2 separate regions of the Homo sapiens genome follow, and region 2 is linked to region 1. A link is an interaction called in ENCODE POLR2A ChIA-PET data of the cell type or tissue named here. Cell type or tissue: MCF 10A. All regions are shown on one strand. Links, peaks and the distances in the headings refer to the core of each region. The heading gives the core; the rest is flanking DNA.

The links. Peaks named below come from ENCODE experiments on the same cell type or tissue, not always from the same donor. Only the 100,000 strongest peaks of a DNase experiment are listed, where the experiment ranks them.
Region 2: POLR2A ChIA-PET joins it to region 1 with 5 read pairs; 4 of 35 experiments call an interaction of 5 or more read pairs at or near these places.

What each region holds. Positions count from the first base shown.
Region 1 is chr12:64,600,258-64,605,638 of GRCh38, forward strand. All of the region lies in intron 1 of RASSF3-DT (RASSF3 divergent transcript), which reads right to left. It also overlaps a transcript of RASSF3 not described here. Among named protein-coding and RNA genes, the nearest start is that of RASSF3-DT, 6.5 kb to the right of the region's middle. In MCF 10A, for the core only: no CTCF peak of the experiment used is centred there; no DNase peak of the experiment used is centred there.
Region 2 is chr12:64,722,428-64,727,808 of GRCh38, forward strand. It overlaps GNS (glucosamine (N-acetyl)-6-sulfatase), which reads right to left. Exons shown (of 14, transcript NM_002076.4): 11 at 579-686. Among named protein-coding and RNA genes, the nearest start is that of GNS, 34 kb to the right of the region's middle. In MCF 10A, for the core only: no CTCF peak of the experiment used is centred there; a DNase peak (open chromatin) is centred at 2,094.

The sequences.
Region 1 (5,381 bases), core at 271-5,270:
CCAGGCTGGGCAGCATGGGAAATCCATCTCAAAACACACACAAACACACACAGACATACGCACACACATCACCACCAACTGCTCTTCAGGTTTTTGTCCCCCCTGTGGGCTTTCTTTCATTGGACATGAATAAACTAGTACTTTAATGAGCAAACTCATTAAACATACTGAGCAAACAGTATGTGTGTTTACTCGGTAAATTTCCCAACTATTTGAGGAACAACCTGCCTAATTAATTTTTAGTTTCAAATGCCCTTTGGGAGTCCTATATCTTTGCCAAAAAGATCCAAATGTTGAAGTTTGGATTTTGTTTTTTTTCTTTCTCATTTGAGGGAAGCTAGAATTCTCCACTGCTTCCATTCACCATATATGCATCATCTTTGTAGCGTGACTGAAAGAATTAACAAAAATTTTTAACTGTGACCTATATGTACGTAATAATAGTAAGTGGAAATTACCAACAGACATCTTAGACCCCAGTGGTTTTGTGTGGTTTTAGAATTTTTTATTTATGAAGCTATAACTTAGAGTTTTAAAACATTGTTACTATATTTGGTTTCTCAGGCTTAAATTGATTTCTGTCTTTTTCTGATTCGATTACTATGGGAAATCAGTTTTTAGATATAGAGGTGCTATATTGCTTTCTCCTTTCTTCAGTCTTCTCTTAATGTCATTGTAACCTTCCATAGTGCCCAAAACAGGGTCATATTCTATTTTTATCCATCTAGGCCTTATTTAAACTATTTTAGGCTGGGTGCAGTGGCTCATGTCTGTACTCCGAACACTTTGGGAGGCCACAGTAGGAGGACTGCTGGAGCTCAGTAGCTTGAGACCAGCCTGGGCAACACAGGCAGACCATGCCTCAATAAATAAATAAATAAATCAGCTGGGCATGGTGACACACGCCTGTAGTCCCAGCTACTCGGGAGGCTGAAGCAGAAGGATCAATTGAACCTGGGAGGTTGAAGCTATAGTGAGCCATGATCCTGCCACTGCACTCAGCCTAGGTGACAGAGTGAGACCTTGTCTTAAAAATATGTAATAAAAAATTTAAAAAATAGAAACCATTCTAGTAGTTATTGCTATTTCAAAACAAAATATTTTCTACAAAATTGTTCGTGAGAGTCTGCTTTACTACCATGACTTAAGTTTTCAGAAGCTTTAGGTCTGAGGCCCTGCTCTAACGCCATCATCTATGGATGAAGATCCTCATAGTATTAAAATGTAGTTGTTTAAAAAATTTCAATTACCATCTGCCTTTCAGTTTATTTTACTATAAAATTAAGAATATGACTGGGCTTGGCCTGTAACCCCAGCACTATGGGAGGCTGAGGTGGGTGGATTGCTAGAGCCCAGGAATTTGAGACCAGCCTGGGCAACATGGAGGGACCCCGTCTCTACAAAAAATTAGCTGGCGTGATGGTGCGTGCCTGTAGTCCCAGCTACTCAGGAGGCCGAGGTGGGAAGGTCCCTTGACCCTGGGAGGGGGAGGCTTCAGTGAGCTGTGATCAGGCCATTGCACTCCAGCCTGGGCAAGAGAGCAAGACTCTGTCTCTTAAAAATAATTAAGAAATATAAGGCCGGGTGCAGTGGATCATGCCTGTAATCCCCGCACTTTGGGAGGCCGAGGCGGGCAGATCACGAGGTCAGGAGATCAAGACCATCCTGGCTAACAAGGTGAAACCCCGTCTCTACTAAAAATACAAAAAATTAGCCGGGCGTGGTGGCGGGCGCCTGTGGTCCCAACTACTCGGGAGGCTGAGGCGGGAGAATGGGGTGAACCTGGGAGTCAGAGCTTGCAGTGAGCTGAGATCATGTCACTGCACTCCAGCCTGGGTGACAGAGCGACTTCGTCTCAGAAAAAAAAAAAAAAAAATTAAGAAATATTCCATGCATAGGCCAGGTGTGGTGGCTCACGTCTACAATCCTGGCATTTTGGGAGGTTGAGGTGGGAGGATTGGTTGAGCTCAGGAGTTTGAGACTAGCCTGGGAAACATAGTGAGACCTCATCTCTATTTTTTTTTTTTAAATATTATAACAGGGCCAGGCATGGTGGCTCACGCCTGTAATCCCAGCACTTTGGGAGGCTGAGGCGGGTGAATCATGAGGTCAGGAGATCGAGACCATCCTGGCCAACATGGTGAAACCCCATCTCTACTAAAATACAAAAAAAATTAGCTGGGCATGGTGGTGCACACCTGTAGTCCCAGCTACTCTGGAGGCTGAGACAGGGGAATTGCTTGAACCCGGGAGGCGGAGGTTGCAGTGAGCTAAGATCACGCCACTACACTCCAGCCTGGTGCCAGAGCGAGACTCCATCTCAAAAAAAAAAGAAAAAAGAAAAAAAAATGAAAAAAAGTCAGCTCGGAGCAGTGGCACACACAATCTGTAGTCCCAGCTATACACCACGCTGAGCCCAGGAGTTCGAGGCCAGCCTGGGCAACATAGTGAGATCCAATCTCTAAAAATGAAAAAAAGAAAGAAAGAAAGAGAAAACAGAAAGCCTCACAACTAAAGAAGGATTTCTCCCTATACTCTTTACTCTCCCAAACTCAGGGTGTAGGCCAGGCGTGGTGGCTCACGCCTGTAATCCCAGCACTTGGGAGGCCAAGGTGGGTGGATCACAAGGTCAGGAGTTTGAGACCAGCCTCGCCAACATGGTGAAACCACATCTCTACTAAAAATACAAAAATTAGCTGGGCGTGGTGGCAGGCACCTGTAATCCCAGCTACTTGGGAAGCTGAGGCAGGAGAATCGCTTGAACCTGGGAGGCGGAGGTTGCAGTGGACTGAGATCGTACTGCTGCACTTCAGTCTGGGTGACAGAGCAAAACTCTGTCTCAAAAAAAAAGAAAAAAAAAGAGTTGGGAGTGTAGCTCTTCAATTTATCTGTTTGGTTTCTTTAACTTTTTTTTTTGTTGTTGTTGTTGTTTGTTTCTTTATCTTTCAAAGGAGAAAGGTAATTATGACTTGGTCAGAGTAAGCATTAATGTCAAGGGCTTTGAGGGTCTGAGATACAAGGTAACATGATTATGATGATCAAGGATTTTTTCATCAGGTATATGCTTTCCCTTGGCCAGTTCTTATCACAGTAATGAGGAAATGCAGAAGCCTATGATGAAATTCACTTGGACACAGATACCGAACTATGGGGTTTATCTTGCAGTCCTCGTACCAGGTAGTGCCCTTTGCACAAAATATTTCAGCTCATTAGGTCCTAGATATGTTGGATGGACAAATCTAGTGATGGAAAAGCCATTTGCTTTTCTCCCCCACCTTGTCCTATAAACCGGGGTTACCTCCAGGCTCACAGGTAACACATCCTTTCCTTGATTATTGAGGATGTGCCCAAACATGGAAATACTATCCTTATACGTAATCATATTAGCTAACATCATGAGCTTTTATTATGTGCCAGGCACAATGTTTTGCATGTCTTAGTTTACTTAATCCCTTTAAGAATCCTATAAGGTAAGATTTTATTACCCTCCCTTTCCAGATGTAGAACTGAGGTTTAACCAGTTTAGATAATATGCTGTGGGTCACACCATCTGAGCCCACATTTGAACACAGGCAGTCTGATTTCCTTTTTTTTTTCTTTTTCTTTTTTGAGATGGAGTCTTGCTCTGTCGCCAGGCTGGAGTGCAGTGGCACGATCTTGGCTCACTGCAATGTCTGCCTCCTGGGTTCAAGCGATTCTCCTGCCTCAGCCTCCTGAGTAGCTGGGACTATAGGCATACGCCACCACGCCCAGCTCATTTTTGTATTTTTAGTAGAGATGGGGTTTCACCATGTGGGCCAGGATGGTCTCGATCTCCTGACCTCATGATCTGCCCACCTCAGCCTCCCAAAGTGCTCGGATTACAGGTTTTCTTTTTTTTTTTTTTTAGACAGGGTTTGACTCCGTTGCCCAGGCTGGAGTGCAGTGGCCTGATCATGGCTCACTGTAGCCTTGACCTCCCAGGCTCAAGCAATCCTCCCACCTCAGCCTCTTGAGTAGCTGGGACTACAGGCATACACCACCATGCCCGGCTAATTTTTGTATCTTTTGTAGAGACAGGGTTTCGTGATGTTGTCCAGGCTGGTCTCCAACTCCTGCGTTCAAGCTATCTGCCTGCCTCAGCCTCTCCAAATGGTAGGATTACAGGTGTGAGCCACTGTGCCCAGCCCAGGCTGATTTCTCACCCCACATACTTAACAACCAAACACATTGCCTTTCAGTTATTATACCATTTATTCCTGTCATTGCCATGAACAAAATGGAAGCAACCAGGGTGATAGTTGCAGCCAATAGGCACTGACCAAAGAGAACAGCCGCTGATTGTATCGGTTCAACTATTAAGAGCCTGTCCTCCAGCTACCAGGCTGATGTAACCAACTCTTTTTTTTTTTTTCTTTTGAGATGGAGTCTTGCTGTGTCGCCCAGGCTGGAGTGCAGTGGCGCGATCTCGGCTCACTGCAAGCTCCGCCTCCCGGGTTCACGTCATTCTCCTGCCTCAGCCTCCCGAGTAGCTGGGACTACAGGCGCCCGCCACCGTGCCCAGCTAATTTTTTGTATTTTTAGTACAGACGGGGTTTCACCGTGGTCTCGATCTCCTGACCTTGTGATCCGCCCGCCTCGGCCTCCCAAAGTGCCGGGATTACAGGCGTGAGCCACCGTGCCCGGCCATGTAACCAACTCCTATCATCTTTGAGTTTGTCATATATTTTTTTTTTAATTTATTTTATTTTATTTTTATTTTTTTTTTAGGCAGAGCCTTGCTCTGTTGCCCAGGCTGTAGTACAGTGGTGCCATCTCGGCTCACTGCAACCTCCACCTCCCTGGTTCAAGTGATTCTTCTGCCTCAGCCTCCTGAGTAGCTGGGATTGCAGGCACCCACCACATTCAGCTAATTTTTGTATTTTTTTTAGTAGAGATGGGGTATCACCATGTTGGCCGGGCTGGTCTTGAACTCCTGACCTCAGGTGATCTGCCTGCCTCAGCCTCCCAAAGTGCTGGGATTACAGGTGTGAGCCACCACACCCAGCCTGTCAGAATTTTTGAGAGAAATTTTAGAACATATTTTTTTTCCTTTTTAAAGCCAATTTAAATACCTCTGCTATGGGTTGCTTTTTTTTTTAAGGTAAGAAAATGAACTTTCTAAATTATCTTCAGGGGAACAACTTAGCAATCATTTAAAAACTCTTACTTCTTTTTCTATCTGTCTCTACTGATTCTACCAATGTCAATGGAGGAGAACAGAACGTGGCAGAAATATTATGAGAGATATGACTATTCCAGCAGGAACAAAATGATGGGAATATAGGATGATAACAGGTCAACTCAACTGGCTTAAACAAGGCAGTATCTAGGCCGGGCGTGGTGGCTCACGCCTGTAATTC
Region 2 (5,381 bases), core at 134-5,133, 120 kb after region 1:
CTTATCACCAGGTACGACTTAAATCTAATTTGTCTACCATATGATCTGTTATTGCACTTTTGGTTGGTTCATTATACTGTAACACTTTGGTGTTAGAAGAATCAATCAACTCCAAGTGGAAGCCTATTTTCCCTTCTCCAAAGTGAGGCCAACATGGCTGTTTCCCTCTTTGTGACCTGCCTGGCTGCCGCCAATGCGAGGCACTCATAATGGCATGGTTACAGGCAGGAACCACATCTCTCTACTGCATGCCTCAGTAACATTATCCCTAATTAAAAAAAAATGGTACTGTTATTGGGAGGGGTAGAAAAACAGGGAAGAGGAATTGATAAGAACACGGGTGGATACATGCACTTGCTACATAAATTGGAAGATTAACAGTGCACATTCTGATGACAGGTCAGCAGCATCATTTCCAAGATCACTGGATTTACCTTTGTCCATCTACTAACCACTCACAGTCAGTGACAAAGGAACAGGACTCAGATGAAAGGTTTCAATATTTGACACATGGCAACCAGCACCTTGCCATGTTGTCAGTGAGAAAGCTGTCTAAGTTGATTCAAGCTATTACTCACAGATACGCCAGGACTCAGGGAAGGGCATGTTGGGTCAGTGACGTTACGGCCTTCTCCTTGGTATTCCACCAGGACATCTGATCGCCAGGTCAAGTTACTGGCACCTCTCTAGAAAGAAGAGCAAGTGGAATTTCTGTGATGCACATAGACTATGATAAAGATCACAAAGTAATTGACTGCTAAAGGGGACCTGGGAGTCAAAAGTAATTGGACTGTTCATTCAGTAACTAAAGGGAATGACTAAAACAGGTACATATGAAAGCTACTGAGCAGTATGTTTGGTAGTTAAGGGCCTTTACAAACGATGGTGAAATGCTTTGAAAATTTAATAGTTCCTTCCCAAGGCTACTTCTGTGAATCAGGTCAGGAATGGAACCTGACAAGGTAGCTAAGCAAGAATCAAAGTCACAGTGCAAGTTGCTGAAAGTCCAGACTAGAATAAATAATACTGTCATATGCTCTATGTAAGAACTGTTTTAAGCTCAGACTAAGAAACTTATAACCTAATAGACACAAGGACAATAAAGAAATATTCCACAGACTTGTGTGCTAAAGACTGTAACAGGTTCAAAGCACCTCTTGATGGTCAGAATGAAGGTATAGTACATTAATTCACTCACTTTTCAATGTACATTCATGGTGTGGAAGGAAAGAAGTGGCAGCATTTGAAAGCAGCAAGTTTAAGACACAAATGGTGAAAGGAGAAAGAATCTAGGAACGGGAGCAAGTTTTAGATTCAAAGAGCATGAATATAGGTTGAACGCAGACCACTTAGATGTGTGGCTTCCTGAAACACAGCTTTCAGACAAGGAAGCAGTGCACAGTGAGGGTGGAGAGGCAGGCTGGTACCACACAGGAAAAGGCCCTGAACATCATGCTGCCCAGGCTTGTCCTATAAAGAACAGCAGGTGATGGGAAATCATAGGAGGTTTTTGAGCAGGGAGGTAACACAATCAAGGCAGTGATTTAGAAAAGTCAGCTTAGTGGCAGAATCTAGAGACAGAAACTGCAGTATTCATAACAGTCAAAAAGTGGAAAGACAGGAAGACCAGGTTAGAAGCTGCTCTTAAAATGGTCAAAGTCTGGTTGGGAGCTTGGAGATGCAGAATCTCAGGTCCTACTCTAGCTCTAATAAGCCAAAGCCTGCATTTAGTAAGAACTCTTGGTGATTTCCACGCATAGTAAAAATCTGAGCAGCACTGCTCTAAAAAAGTGGTTCTTAAAATGTGGTTCCCAGGACAAGCAGCATCACCTGGAAACTTGTCACAAATGCAAATTCTTAGTTCCTAACGTAGGTAGACAGCAACCTGGGTTTTAGCAAGTCCCACAGGCAATTCTGGGGAATGCCTGTTTGAGAATCACTGCTCTAAAGAATGCTAAATGTGGGTGAGTACAGTGGGGAATGGGTAACGGCTTGTGCAAGGCCTTGAATGCCGCAGCCACCTGAAAAGGAGGAGTTAGAGATAGGAATTATTTCCTAACTTGTTGTTCTACAATGAAACTTGAACAATCCTGTGCGGCTCAGGATCTCAGAAATCATGAGTCACTGGAGACTTAAAAAGCTCATGCTGGCTGGGCACGGTGGCTCACGCCTGTAATCCCAGCACTTCGTGAGGCCGAGGTGGGTGGATCACCTGAGGTCAGGAGTTCGAGACTAGCCCGACCAACATGGTGAAACCCCGTCTCTACTAAAAAATACCAAAAAACTAGCTGGGCATGGTGGCACACACCTGTGGTCCCAGCTACTTGGGAGGCTGAGGCAGGATAATTGCTTGAACCCGGACGGCAGAGGTTGTGGTGAGCCGAGATTGCACCACTGCACCCCAGCCTAGGTGACAGAGCGAGACTCTGTCTCGGAAAAAACAAACAAACAAACCTCATGATGCTGCCAAACCTGAGCCATGGAAGCCAGAAGGTGGAATTGAGTGAACTGTCAGAATTGAGTGAACTTCAAAATCCCACCCTTGAATGTCAAAGTGTCCAGAGGAGAAAAGAGCACCTGAGAAGTCTAGATCAGTGGTTCCTGAACTTTGCTGCATATTAAAATCACCAGGGAAACTTGAAAAATCCCAAGGGATTCTATCTCATGCCAATTAAATCAGAATCTCTAGGGGTGAGGCCCAGGCATTAGTATTTTAGTTTCCGAGTGATTCTGATGTCTGACCAAATTTGAGACTCATGGTCTGTAGGAGTTGTTAAACTTTTTTTGTAAAAGGCCACAGAGTAAATACTTAGGCTCCTGGCTATACAATCTCTGTCACATCTACTCAGGTAGCAGGGAAGCAGCCATCAACAATACATAAATGAATGAGTGTGGCTGTATTCTGATATAACTTTATTTACAGAAACGGGGGTGCGCTAGATTTGGCCCACAGGTTGTAGTCTGCCAACTGCTAGTCCAGCAGAACTTTCTGGCTGAAACATTCTCGATCTTTGCTGTTCAATATGATGGCTACTGAGCACATGATGTGCAGCTAGTGCAACCGAAGAACTGAATTTCATTTTTAATTCAAATAGCCACACATGGCTAATTAACTGTTCTAATACATCAGTATTTCATCGGAATAGCCTCCAAAAACAAAACATGAACAAGGAAAAGAACCACATCTTAGGTGGCACTTAGAGAACTGTGCAGAGAAATTATACACAACATAATGATTTTTACCCCTAGAGTGAATCAGTTTTTTTTCTAATTAGAAATAAACTTAATGCCGGGTGCAGTGGCTCATGCCTGTAATCCCAGCACTTTAGGAGGCCAAGGAGGGGGGATCACGAGGTCGGGAGATCGAGACCATCCTGGCTAACACGGTGAAACCCTGACTCTACTAAAAGTACAAAAAATTAGCCGGGCCTGGTGGCAGGTGCCTGTAGTCCCAGCTACTCGGGAGGCTGAGCCAGGAGAATGGCGTGAACCAGGGAGGCGGAGCTTGCAGTGAGCTGAGATCATGCCACTGCACTCCAACCTGGGCGACAGAGCTAGACTCTGTCTCAAAAAAAAAAAAAAAAAAAAAAAAAAGAAATAAACATAATAAGGTACAAAGTATAAGACTTGTATGAAAAGTTAAAAGACGTAAAATTTCCTCTAACTGATCTATAGGTTAAATGCAATTCCAACCAAAAGCCAACATTTTTCAGATAATCTGAAAAGCTGATTCTAAAGTTTATGTATGTGGAAGACACGGGCTAGGATCCCCATGAGGACAATAAGCAGAGAGGTATGCCTATGCAAATTGAGATTTAGTTACACAGCTTTATAAGACAAAATCATATTGGCACAGGGATGGACAGATTCGTGGAGCAAAAAAAGACAACTGAGTATCTATAGAGAAAAAAAAAAAGAAACTGAATCCCTGACTCCTATCTTACAAGAAAATAAATTTTAGATACATCAAGGACTTGGATGTAAGAGGCAGAGCTATAAAACTTTTAGGAGAAAATATAGGAGAATAGCTTTCTGGCTTCAAAGTTTAGAAGCATCTTTATAAATACACAAAGGACACTAAACATTAAAAGAAACAATATATACCTTCAATTCTTGGAGTGCAGTGGTGTGATCTCTGCTCACTACAACCTCCACCTGCTTGGCTCAAGCGATCCTGCTACCTCAGCCTTCCAAGTAGTTGGGACTACAGATGCACACCATCATGCCTGGCTAATTTTCTGTATTTTTTGTAGAGACTGGGTCTTGCCATGTTGCCCAGGCTGGTCTTGAACTCCTGGACTCAAGAGATCAGCCTGCCTTAGCCTCCCAAATTGCTGGGATTACAGGTGTGAGCCACTGCACCTGGCTCCCATATCTTAATACATGGAAAAGACAAGTCATAATAAGGAGACTATGATACGCAAAAATGCAGAGGCATTTCTCAAGGGAAGAAACACAAAAAGGCATAAATGAAAAGTGATTCCCTGATCAATAACACAATAAAAAAAAAAAACTGGGCAAAGGATTGGAATATGAACACATCTCCAAAGAAGCTATACAAATGGCTGACAAACACATGATGAAATGCTAACCACCAATAGTCAGCAGGGAAATACAAATCAAAACCACAATGAGATACTACTTCACACCTACTACAATATAATAATCACAAAGACAGATAATAGCAAGTATTGGCTCCCACCCGTAATCTCAGCACTTTGGGAGGCTGAGGGGGGAGGATATTTTTTTTTTTCTTAAAATCTTGGAAAACAAGGGAGGTTCTCTTGAGCCCAGGAGTTCGAGATCACCCTGAGCAATGTAGGGAGACCTCATTTCTACTATTAAAAAAAAAAAAAAAATTAGCCAGACGTGGTAGCCAGCAACTGCAGTCCTAGCTACTGGGGAGGCTGAGGTGGGAGGATCCTCTGAGCGTAGGAGACTGAGGCTGCAGTGAGCTGTGATTGGCAACACTGCACTCCAGCCTGGGTGACAGCACAAGACCCCATCTCAAAAACAAACAAAACCATTACAACTGCATTATTCATAATAGCCAAAAAGTGGAAACAGCCCAAATATCTGATGAATGGATAAATAAAATGTGATATATTCACACACAGAATGTTATTCGGCAGTAAAACAGAAGAAGGTACTGACACGTTACAATGATATGATCCTTGAAAACACTATGCTCAGTGAAAAAACCAGTTACAAGGGGCCACATATTATGTAATTTCATTTATATGAAAAGTTCAGAACAAACAAATCTATACAGACGTAAAGAAGATTCATGGTGGGAATGGGAGCAACAGATCTAATCAATTCCCTGCACCACAATTTAATCAATTCTCTACTAGATATCTGGATTTTCAGTTTTCTCCTAT